Linked DNA regions of Homo sapiens: region 2 is linked to region 1. Evidence: read pairs that join two places in POLR2A ChIA-PET (ENCODE). Cell type or tissue: MCF 10A. All regions are shown on one strand. Region 1 has its middle 130 kb from the start of PROK2. Region 2 has its middle 46 kb from the start of PROK2.

Region 1 (5,000 bases):
TCCAGGGACTGAGCTGCAAGGGCCCATGGTCCCTGGCATTCTCTCCAGCTCTCTCCACACAGCAACTTCATTTTTTTCCCCATATATGCTGTAGAGCATTTTCTATAGGTCACAAAGAAGGTCTTGTCCCATTCGGTCAATAATTGTACCAAGGAGGTGAAAATGGGAATAAAATATAAAAAATAGAATGGCAAGAACGGGATGAGCAAGTCGCAAGGATCAATGAAGCCAAACCTGTCCAGGAAAATGTATCTATCCATGAACCCCTGTCTTCAAGGAATCAATCAGCAGCTCTTGAAAAATTGTATCTCCCGTAAAAGTGTCATCAGAGCTTTCACGGTGTCATGATGCAGGTGCCAATGGCTGGGCACAGAATAGATGGCCCATTAATACTCACTGATGGGTTTATTGATTTGTGTGTCCAGTATAATTAGCCCCACTGATCTTCAATCAGTGCAGCTTGGGGAGGGGATGGAGCCAATGTATCCAGAACAGGGAGTGGAGAGCTGGGCTCTGTCCTGAGGGCCACTGGTTCCCTGCGTAGCCTGGAAGCACCCCGGACTCCTCAGATGCATGGGTTCCTCACTTGTAAAATGGGAGGATGGCAGTTCAGAGTTTCCCAAAGTGATTTCCAGTGATCCTTAATTATTTGTAACGTTAGTAGGGTTTTTTTTTTCTTTTTTTTCCTCACCAAAAGGGTTAAATGGTCAGATTTGGGCAACACTCATTTTAAATGAGCAGGAATTCTTTGAGCTTTTGGTATGCTGGATATTATAAATCTCTAAGAAATGTGATAAAGTATTCATTTATTTGTTTGATCTACATTAGCACCAAGCATATGCCGGGCACTATTCTAGTGCTGGAGACCTACCAGTGAACAAAAGGCTTCAGTCCCTCTGTGAAAGTATTTGCCTTCTAGTGAGGGAATACAAAGAGACAATCAACAGTGATAGGTCTAATGACAAATGGAGCTAAATCCTGTACAAAAAAGTAATCATAGTAACACAGCACAGGAGATAGAAGGCGGTGCTATACATAGGAGAGATGAGGCTTTCTTCTCTCATAAGAGTATTTTTGAGCAGAGACCTTAAGGAAAGGAGGAACTGTAAATGCAAGGTGGCAAAACATTTTTCCTGGTCACAGAACATCAAGGGGGTGAATGCAGCTGATATGGGGACAGTGGTGAGATGATGTGGGAGAAGAGGGGGAGAGGTTGTGTGGAACCTTCCCTCTTGGCATCTACTGGTAGAGAGGTAGATTGTGTTTTCCACACTGATGTCCTCAAACGGGACTATCATTTTTTTTCTTTGATGATGTAATTCTCAGGATTAACATCCCACTGGAATAGACAGTTTCTAAGTACAACACTAATGATATGACGTGGGTAATGGAATGATGTTCTAAACTGACCAGTGGAGAAAGTGAAAAGTATAAGTTACAGGATCTCTTGTGAAATGCTGTTCTGCTTTATAAAAAAACATGGACCAGATTGTGATTTAAGAATGGGATCTAGACTGGGCATGGTGGCTCATGCCTGTAATCCCAGCACTTTGGCAGGCAGAGGCAGGTAGATCACTTGAGGTCAGGAGTTCAAGACCAGCCTGGCCAATATGGTAAAACCCTGTCTCTACTAAAAATACAAAAAATTAGCCAGGTGTGATGGCACATGCCTGTAGTTCCAGCTACTTGGGAGGCTGAGGTAGGAGAATCACTTGAACCTGGTAGGTGGAGACTGCAGTGAGCCAAGATCATGCCATGCACTCCAGCCTGGGTGACAGAATGAGATTTCCTGTCTCCAAAAAAAAAAAAAAAAAAGCGATCTCTAAATCAGATTGCAAGACTAGTGTCAATTCCTCAATTGACTCTCTATATGACTTTGGGCAATTTCTTGGCCTTTCTATGCCTCGGCTTCCTCATCTGTAAAAATAGGAACAATTATACTTCCTACCACAATGGCCAGAGTGAGGATTAACTGAGAATTAACAAAATGCTTAATGCAGTGCCAGGCACACAGTAAGTTCTCAGTAAATGTTACCTGGTAAGATAATTAACATTAACATTTAATAAGGCTTATAAGTGCTGCCGACCAAAGAATCTGCTTCATATATTTAAAAAAAGGATGACAGAAATATAGCATCAAATGCTGGGACACCTGGAGTGCTTTCGAAGGGCTGGTGTGCTTCATGACCGTACTGTGTGTTTCACACACCATGGCCGTCATCCTGGCTGCCTGTACAGCAACTATTCCTCTGCTATCCCCTGGGGTAGCAGCCACACTCCTTGCCATGTTCCATGCCAGTTACTTGTTGCAGTGGGGCTGTTCATGCAATACAGCAGAGCTCAGGACTCGGCTAGATGGTTGGGAGAAAGGAAGCCGTCCTCTTTGCTGTGCTGTAGAGGAGAAGTCATGCAGCCAAGGAGCTGCAACAGTCATCTCTCTGCCATGAAGACAGCCAGCCCGGGCACAAGGCCAATACACAGAGCAAGGCGGAGACAGGAGACTGCCTGAGAAATGAAGCCCCATCCTGGCTCACCAGCTACCTCTATACCAACCCAATTCTGAAATTCCCCCTCCTTCACTGTAAACTCTTCAGGCCCAGGATCCAATAAATTGCTTTATTTTAAAACCATGCTAAACTGGATTTTTCTTTTACTTTATAGCCTAAAGCATCTTAACTGATACCCATCAGATAAGTTATCTCATCCTATCTCCATGACAACCCTGTTGTAAGATGCTGTTATTCCCACATTACAAATGGAGACACACTCAGAGAGGATGGCTGACCTGCTGTGGAGCTATTTCGGGACAAAAGTTTGTACAGTGGATTTAGGTTTCAAAGATCTGGGTTCCTGTCTTAGGTCTGTTATGTATGGCTATGTTTCTTCATCTGTATAATGAATATAGTTCTTTTATTTTATTTTTTGAGACAGGGTCTTGCTCTGTCGCCCAGGCTAGAGTACAGTGGTATGATCACGGCTAACTGCAGCCTCAACCTCCCAGGCTCAAGTGATCCTCCCACCTCAGCCCCCCTGAGTAGCTGGGACTACAGGTGCGTACCAGTTAATTTTTTAATTTTTGGTAGAGGCAGGGTTTCAATATGTTGCCCAGGCTGGTCTCGAACTCCTGGCCATAAGTGATCCTCCTGCCTCAGCCTCTTAAAGTGCTGAAATTGCAGCCATGAGCCACCATTCCCAGCCTAGTTCTTTTTTAAAAAAAAATCTTTTCTCCCAAGGTTGACATGGGAGCTGAATCAAACAAGATGCCTTAGCGGGAAGCTCTTTGCAACCGTAAAGTACTAAGCAAATGTTCACTCTTCCTAAGCCGTGGCTCCCATGTAGAAGCTCAGTCTTTTGAATTCTGCATGTTGCTGGCTCAAGAGGCTCAGGTTCCACCTTGTTCTTTGATACAGGTAAATATTCTGGTTTCTTGTTTATACTGATTGTTTAGCAAATTCTCCCTTTATAACTAGTAAATATCTAAAGTTAAGCCTAGGCCAGGCACAATGGCTCATACCCATATCTCAGCACTTTGGTAGGCCAAGGCAGGAGGATCCCTTGAAGCCAGGAGTTCAAGTCCAGCCTGGGCAACATAGTGAGACCATTTCCTTATAAAAAATTAGCCAAGCATGGGTGGTGTGTGGCTGTAGTCCCAGCTACCAGAGGGGTGAGGTGGGAGGATCACTTGAGCCCAGGAGGCTGCAGTGAGCTATGATCATGCCACTCTACTCTAGCCTGGGCAACAGAGCAAGACCCTGTTTCCAAAATAAAAAAATAAAAATTAAAAAAATGAAAAACCTATCCCTGACCCCACATATTATAAAAGGGAACTCAGCTGTATTCCAAACATAGGTTTTATTTATCAGTTGGCCTGCTTCTCTCATCTAAACAGGCATGCATGCCCCCAATTCCCTCAGCTTCTTGGAACCACAGACCTGTAACATTTTTCGTGGTTGGTCAGTAGATTTTCTATGTCCTGTTCACATCCCAGATGTATATTTTCTATCTTCTACCTTTAGGGATTAAAAAGATAATACATCACTGGAAAATTTTCTCTTGTTAGGAATAACTTTGAGGTAAAAGTCCCTGTAGTTATTTAGGGTAATAGAAGTGAAAGACTGTACTTCAGATAAGAGGGTGAAAATTTGTCCTTACCATGAATATACTGAAATGATTTACCTAAGTGATTCAGACTTGATTCCCCAAATATATTAATCATGAGCAAGAAGAACTGTGTTCATCTTTGCACTGTTTATATCAGAACAGAGAGCTTGTCAAACAAGGCCCTAGTTCAATAAGCATGGTATGCAAGGGGAAAAATGAAATAGATTTATTCTTGTTATTTGAGGAGTATGTGCTTTATTGTACACACTTTGCTTCTGGCTATAGAGAAAATAATTTATCTGCAAGTCTTTTCCTTTCATTTGCCTTGAATATAAAGATTAACTGGTGTTTTAACCATCTTGTTCAGGCCACATTTATGAAGGGAAGTGGTTCCCGCACAACTCCCAATATTTAAGTTGTATCATTATTCTTAAAGATATGATGGTAAGCCTTTCAGTCATAAAAGTTGGGCTATTCTTTCATATTAATAACTTGAAAGGAATTTTTTGCATTAATTTTCATGGAAGGGGAAAGTGACAACAGCCAAGAATTGGAAAAATTAATTTTCTGCAATCATATTGACTTAATTTGAACTTGTCAGCCACTGAGGTAGTACAGGTGTGTTAGAGAGTGGTATCAGATTGTTGCTCACTGTGGCTGCCCACTGGGATAAACCAAGTAGTGGGTATTACATTGAATTGTTTGCTTACTTTCTCCTCCTTTGATCAAAGGCCCTTAAAATATATTCAAGGTTGGGAGTGATGTCCTTGCAGTAGATTGCAACCTGTTTATATTGTCTTTATCAATGTCAACTGTTGGGTTTCAAGGAAGAAGAAATGTAATCCAGGTTCAAGGACAACTATTTAGAAATGCTTTCGTCTCAGAAAGAAAACCAAAAC
Region 2 (5,000 bases), 86 kb after region 1:
CATCTCTAAAAAAAAAAAAATACAAAAATTAGCCAGGCATGGTGGCATGCTCCTGTAGTCCCAGCTACTCAGGAGGCTGAGGCAGGAGGATGGCTGAAGCCTGAGAAGTTGACGTTGCAGTGAGCCATGATTGCAACACTACACTTCAACCTGGGGAACAGAACAAGACATTGTTTACAAAAATAAATTTAAAAAAACATATTGTTTAATAGTATCTAAAGGATACTTTATATATACTCATTATAATTCCCCCAGCAACCTTGCAAGATAACTATTATTGTTTCACTTTACAGATGAGGAAATTGAGGCTCAGAGATAGTGAATAAATTGCCCAAAGGCATGGTGCTAGTAAGGGGCAGAGCTAAGATTTGAACCCTGGTCTGGCTGGCACCAAATCCACGTACTTTCCCTGTTGTTAGCAGAAGGTGCACTGGACAAGATTTGATAATATAAAATTTATAAACTTCTGCCTTTCAACAAAGGATTAGAGGCTATATAACATAATGTAAAAACAAGACAATTAAAAAGGAAGACAACAAAAGATAGTTTAAGAGAGTTGATGTTACATTGGAGTGAGAAATTACATTAGTTGAGTCATAAACTTAGCTGAGTGTCCTAGCAGCCAAGTGAAAAAGGAACAGCAAATTGGATTTCATATTTATTTTTTGTCTTAAAAAAGGCAATGAATACGCTCATTTGCATGAGCAAATGATTTGATAGAGGAATTTGTGACCTAGGTTCTTGATTAAGAGGTGCTAGGCAATGTAATCTAGGTATTGCCATACTTAAGATGTGGTTTTATAGAAATAAAATTCATTGCACCAAGATAGTACCATTGGGTGATTTTATACAGGGGTTGACAGACTTTTCCTCTAAAGAGCCGAGGAGTAAATATTTTAAGCTTTGTGAGCTGTATGGTCCCTTGCAAGTGCTCAACTCTGCAGTCATAGCACAAAAGCGCTATAAACAGTGTATATAAATGAGTATGGCTGTGTTCCAATAAAACTTTATTTACAAAAAAACTGGCAGCAGGCTAGATTTGGCTTATGGGCTGTTGTTTGCCAACCTCCATTCTAATAGAATAAAAGGTAGAGCTGTGAGATTATATCCCTTCATCCTTCTGTCTGAAATACTAGTTGTCCAATGACCTTGTTTCACAAGTCATTCAAGGAGGAATTATACAACCTGTGTGCATATTCTCTATTATTGCTTCATTCAAATCTTACTCTTTGACCAGGCAGCAAAAAGCAGAATCTATGTTGTGAAGATGCAGGGCTACAATAAACAGATGGCCAGGCTGTGCTCTCCCAAGAAGGCTTCCAGCCATAGAAGCTAAGGGAAGTGGAAATGTAGCTAATGCTCTGATGCATCCACCCAGAGAAAGGACTGACTTTTTCTAAGTCTTCTACCCCAAAGAGGCACCTTTTTCTAATTTTTCCAATGGGAGGGGTGTCTTTTTCCAATTCCTAAAAGGGCATGATCTGTGCTAGAAGAGGCCCAATTAAAACCTAAGAACCTGACTCATATTCTTCTCATGTTTGTGGGCTGTAGCTCAAAAAGCAATCTTTGCATGGTTCTTTAATAAGAATTAATTTGAAACCATAGGGTTTGGCTCCATCTTCCAGGAAGAAGACGCTTTAGGCCTGAAAATTATTAAGAGTAGCTCTTAACAATCGACTGTGGCAAGCTGAACATCTTAGGATTGCGCTTACCCCTCTGATTGTGTCATAGGTATTTAAAAATCCTAGCCCTCTGGAATATCTAGGGAAATGATATAATTTTGATAATAGGCTATTACTCTAAAGGGGATGAAATGCTGACTGTGGGTAACAAATGGTGTGGAGAGTCTGGGGTCGTCCATACTTGTTTTCTGATAAGATTTACCATTCAACTGTGATCAATTGTGCAATCATTGTGCTTAAAACGTGCTCATTCTTCATATGACATCAATGAAATCTGTGTTGCAATTTGTTAAGAATGCTGGCATAGACTTGTTTTGTTTACTTAATGGGGTTAGTTTTATTATGAAACATTATCATAGAAATTAGAATAATTCTGAAGTGCATAAAGGAAAAACTGAAGGCCCCAGTGTTTTTTGGCCTTTGTGCATGTTTGGAAAAAAGTGTCCAAGCACAATTATTTAAAAAATATTTCTATATTTTCTTCCATTCGTTTTTTGTTTTCATTTGTATTTAAATCTGTAATATGATTGGAGTATGTTTTTTAGTTATGTTGTGAGGTAGGAATTGGACTTTTCCATCGAAATGGGTAACCAGTTTTAGTCATCTGTCGACTGCTCCATCGTATTTCAGTGGGCAGCAGAAGTGCTTCATGGGTACTTCCCATTGTGGCATACAGATTATTAAAAAGATATTAATCTCAGGGTGGAGATTTAATTAAATCAATCATTTTTACCACTTCGTTGAGTACATTCATCAATGAAACTGGTATTTTTTAAACTGTAAGTACATGATGATAGTAAATACAATGACTACTCCTATAGTTTGGTACCCTTGCCATGATCTGTATCAAAATTTCAGCAGTTAAGTGCACAATTGCCTTTGTATCACTGGTGGGAATGTCAACACAGTGAAAAAAAGAGAAAAAGACAAATCATGTTTTAGTATTATTTTGAAAATGATTTTGACATTGCAGCCCTTCCCAAAAGGGCCTCCGGGACCACAGCAATTAACTGTAAGTTCCATGAGAATAAAATTGTATCCATCTTGGCTCGTCATTGCATCCCCAGTGGCTAGCACAGAGTAGGACCTCAATAAATATTTATTGGAAGAGTATTTCTTAACACCTATTTCAATTAGTTTTTGTTGCAATAATGCTGTATAACCAGTAACGACAAAGTCTCAGTGGCTTTGTAACAGGATTTTCTATACACATCTGCAAGTTGCCTGGGGTTCTGCTGATCTAGGCTGGGCCCATCTGGGCAACTCTGTTTCTCACTGCAGATGTGTGTGTCAGCTAGGGTGGCTCCACTCCCAATGTGTCTCACTCTCCTTGGTGCAGTGAGGTGGCAGGTCCCAGTGCAGAGCATTTCTGTGGCAGAGATATATGAGAAATCAGAAATGTACCAGACGTCTTAAACCTTGAAAGAGGCACACCATCACTTCTACCCATATATTTTTGCCAAGACAAGTCACATGGCCAAGCCCAAAGACAAGAGGCATGCAGGTACACTTTGCCCACAGTGAAGCCATTGCAAAGATATGGATGCAGGGCATGGGGGATTAATTGAGGCCAAACTATCCATGAGGGAACCAACTCGTCCAAGTTTGTCTGTAGTTCCCCCTGGTTTTAGAACTGAAGTCTCACATCCCAGGAACCCCCTCTGTCTCTGGCAAACTGAGACAGTTGGTCACCCTAATTACTCTTCAGTATGCTTTAAGTTGTAAAAAGGCTGAGAATTGTGTCGTATAAGAACTAGTCCCATTTAAAAAATGTTCTCCTTTCTTGAGTGCTGTAACTTTAAATGCAAATATTCGATAGAAATGTTTTGGTTCTCATAAGGGGACGGGTAGCAAAAATAAATCTCCCACAATTGTTTTTAACTTCCACCATAGAAGACATAATCTGTGTGTACAGAATCATCAGGTAACACATTAATATAATGCATTTTACTCTAACAGATTTTTAAACCATATAGTAAGAAAACCCCATTTTAAATATATACATACTCTATCGTTTACATGTGATAAACTATTGTAGCAATCTCTTATAGTTTGCAAATATCTTTTAACATTTACTTCAATTCAGTTGATTTTTATACCCTTAATCATAAAACTATAAAAACAAGATGATATTGTTGCTGGCACCATGTAATTATGTAACAACTCATTGGTCAAGAAAGAGCACATTTAAAGGAATGATGTAAGCACAGAATATTTGGGGGGTATTAACGACCTTGGGTATCGAAGCTGAGAGCCTGAAACAAATTTATGGGGTTACATTGCATCTTTAGCAGTTAAAACACAAGAGGGAAATAATAAATCAGCTGAATCGTTGTAAGAAAATTGAATATTCTGTACAGAGATTAGCAGAACTGCGCAGGAATTGAGAGACGTCTATGCCTGTTGCTAGGAATGGTAATGAGAATATCGGAAATGAATAGTTCTGTGTCGTCCTTGAAATATCATTACCTGTTTTTCAAAAAAGCATTTTCCCATTTGTATTTTTCCTTAATGTAATACATTTGTTTGCATCCTTGTTCAGAGAAAGGGTTTGAAATATGTCAGAAATGTTCCTTAATTCCAGTTGAAAATATCAATGTTTCAAGAGTTCAAAAGAGACTTTAAAAAATCACTGGTTTAAAAAATCACTGGTGCTTAAAAATATGCCCTTTCAAAAAATGTAATATTGGAAACCAATGAATCCGCTCTTGCTCTCAAATGAAGATGAATATTTATTAAAAAGATTGACTGCTACTACAAAAACGCATTGGTGGAAATGTATCAAAAATGAAATAACAAGTATACATTATATTTTGAGAGTATTTTTGTTCAATACCATTCTTAGCCCAAGTGATTAAATATTTATTGCAGAAGAATAAAGCCTTACAACTTAGTGCAACCAAGATCTCTGTACAATGAAGTGAAGTCAGCTGCCAATGCCCTAACTATTTTGAACAACTTGAACAGCAAAATCTGAAGTTAGCAAAAGCTTGTAGATGGTTATACCATTTTATCATCACCATAGCCCTAGAAAATTGATATAACCACCTTCATTTTAAAGATGAAGAAAAAAAGCTTAGCGTGGCTTGGTAATGTGTGCAAGATAACACAGCTTGTGTCAGTGTTGCTATCAATACCATGGACTTCCAGATCCAAATCCAGTGTTCTTGCATCTATATCTCAGTGGGTTCTAGATTGGGCCAAAATTACACCCACCCTCTCAGTGGCTTTCTCTGAGGTCCTTCTGTTGTGTACAGCTCTCACTTTTGTCTAATGTTATTTTGATGAGAAACTCTTTCCCATTCCAAGTAGTTCTGG

What was found. ChIA-PET counts read pairs that join two places held together with the same protein. Peaks named below come from ENCODE experiments on the same cell type or tissue, not always from the same donor. Only the 100,000 strongest peaks of a DNase experiment are listed, where the experiment ranks them.
Region 2: POLR2A ChIA-PET joins it to region 1 with 5 read pairs; 2 of 35 experiments call an interaction of 5 or more read pairs at or near these places.

The regions. Positions count from the first base shown.
Region 1 is chr3:71,914,628-71,919,627 of GRCh38, reverse strand. No RefSeq gene overlaps it. Among named protein-coding and RNA genes, the nearest start is that of PROK2, 130 kb to the right of the region's middle. In MCF 10A, no CTCF peak of the experiment used is centred here; no DNase peak of the experiment used is centred here.
Region 2 is chr3:71,828,734-71,833,733 of GRCh38, reverse strand. No RefSeq gene overlaps it. Among named protein-coding and RNA genes, the nearest start is that of PROK2, 46 kb to the right of the region's middle. In MCF 10A, no CTCF peak of the experiment used is centred here; a DNase peak (open chromatin) is centred at 1,943.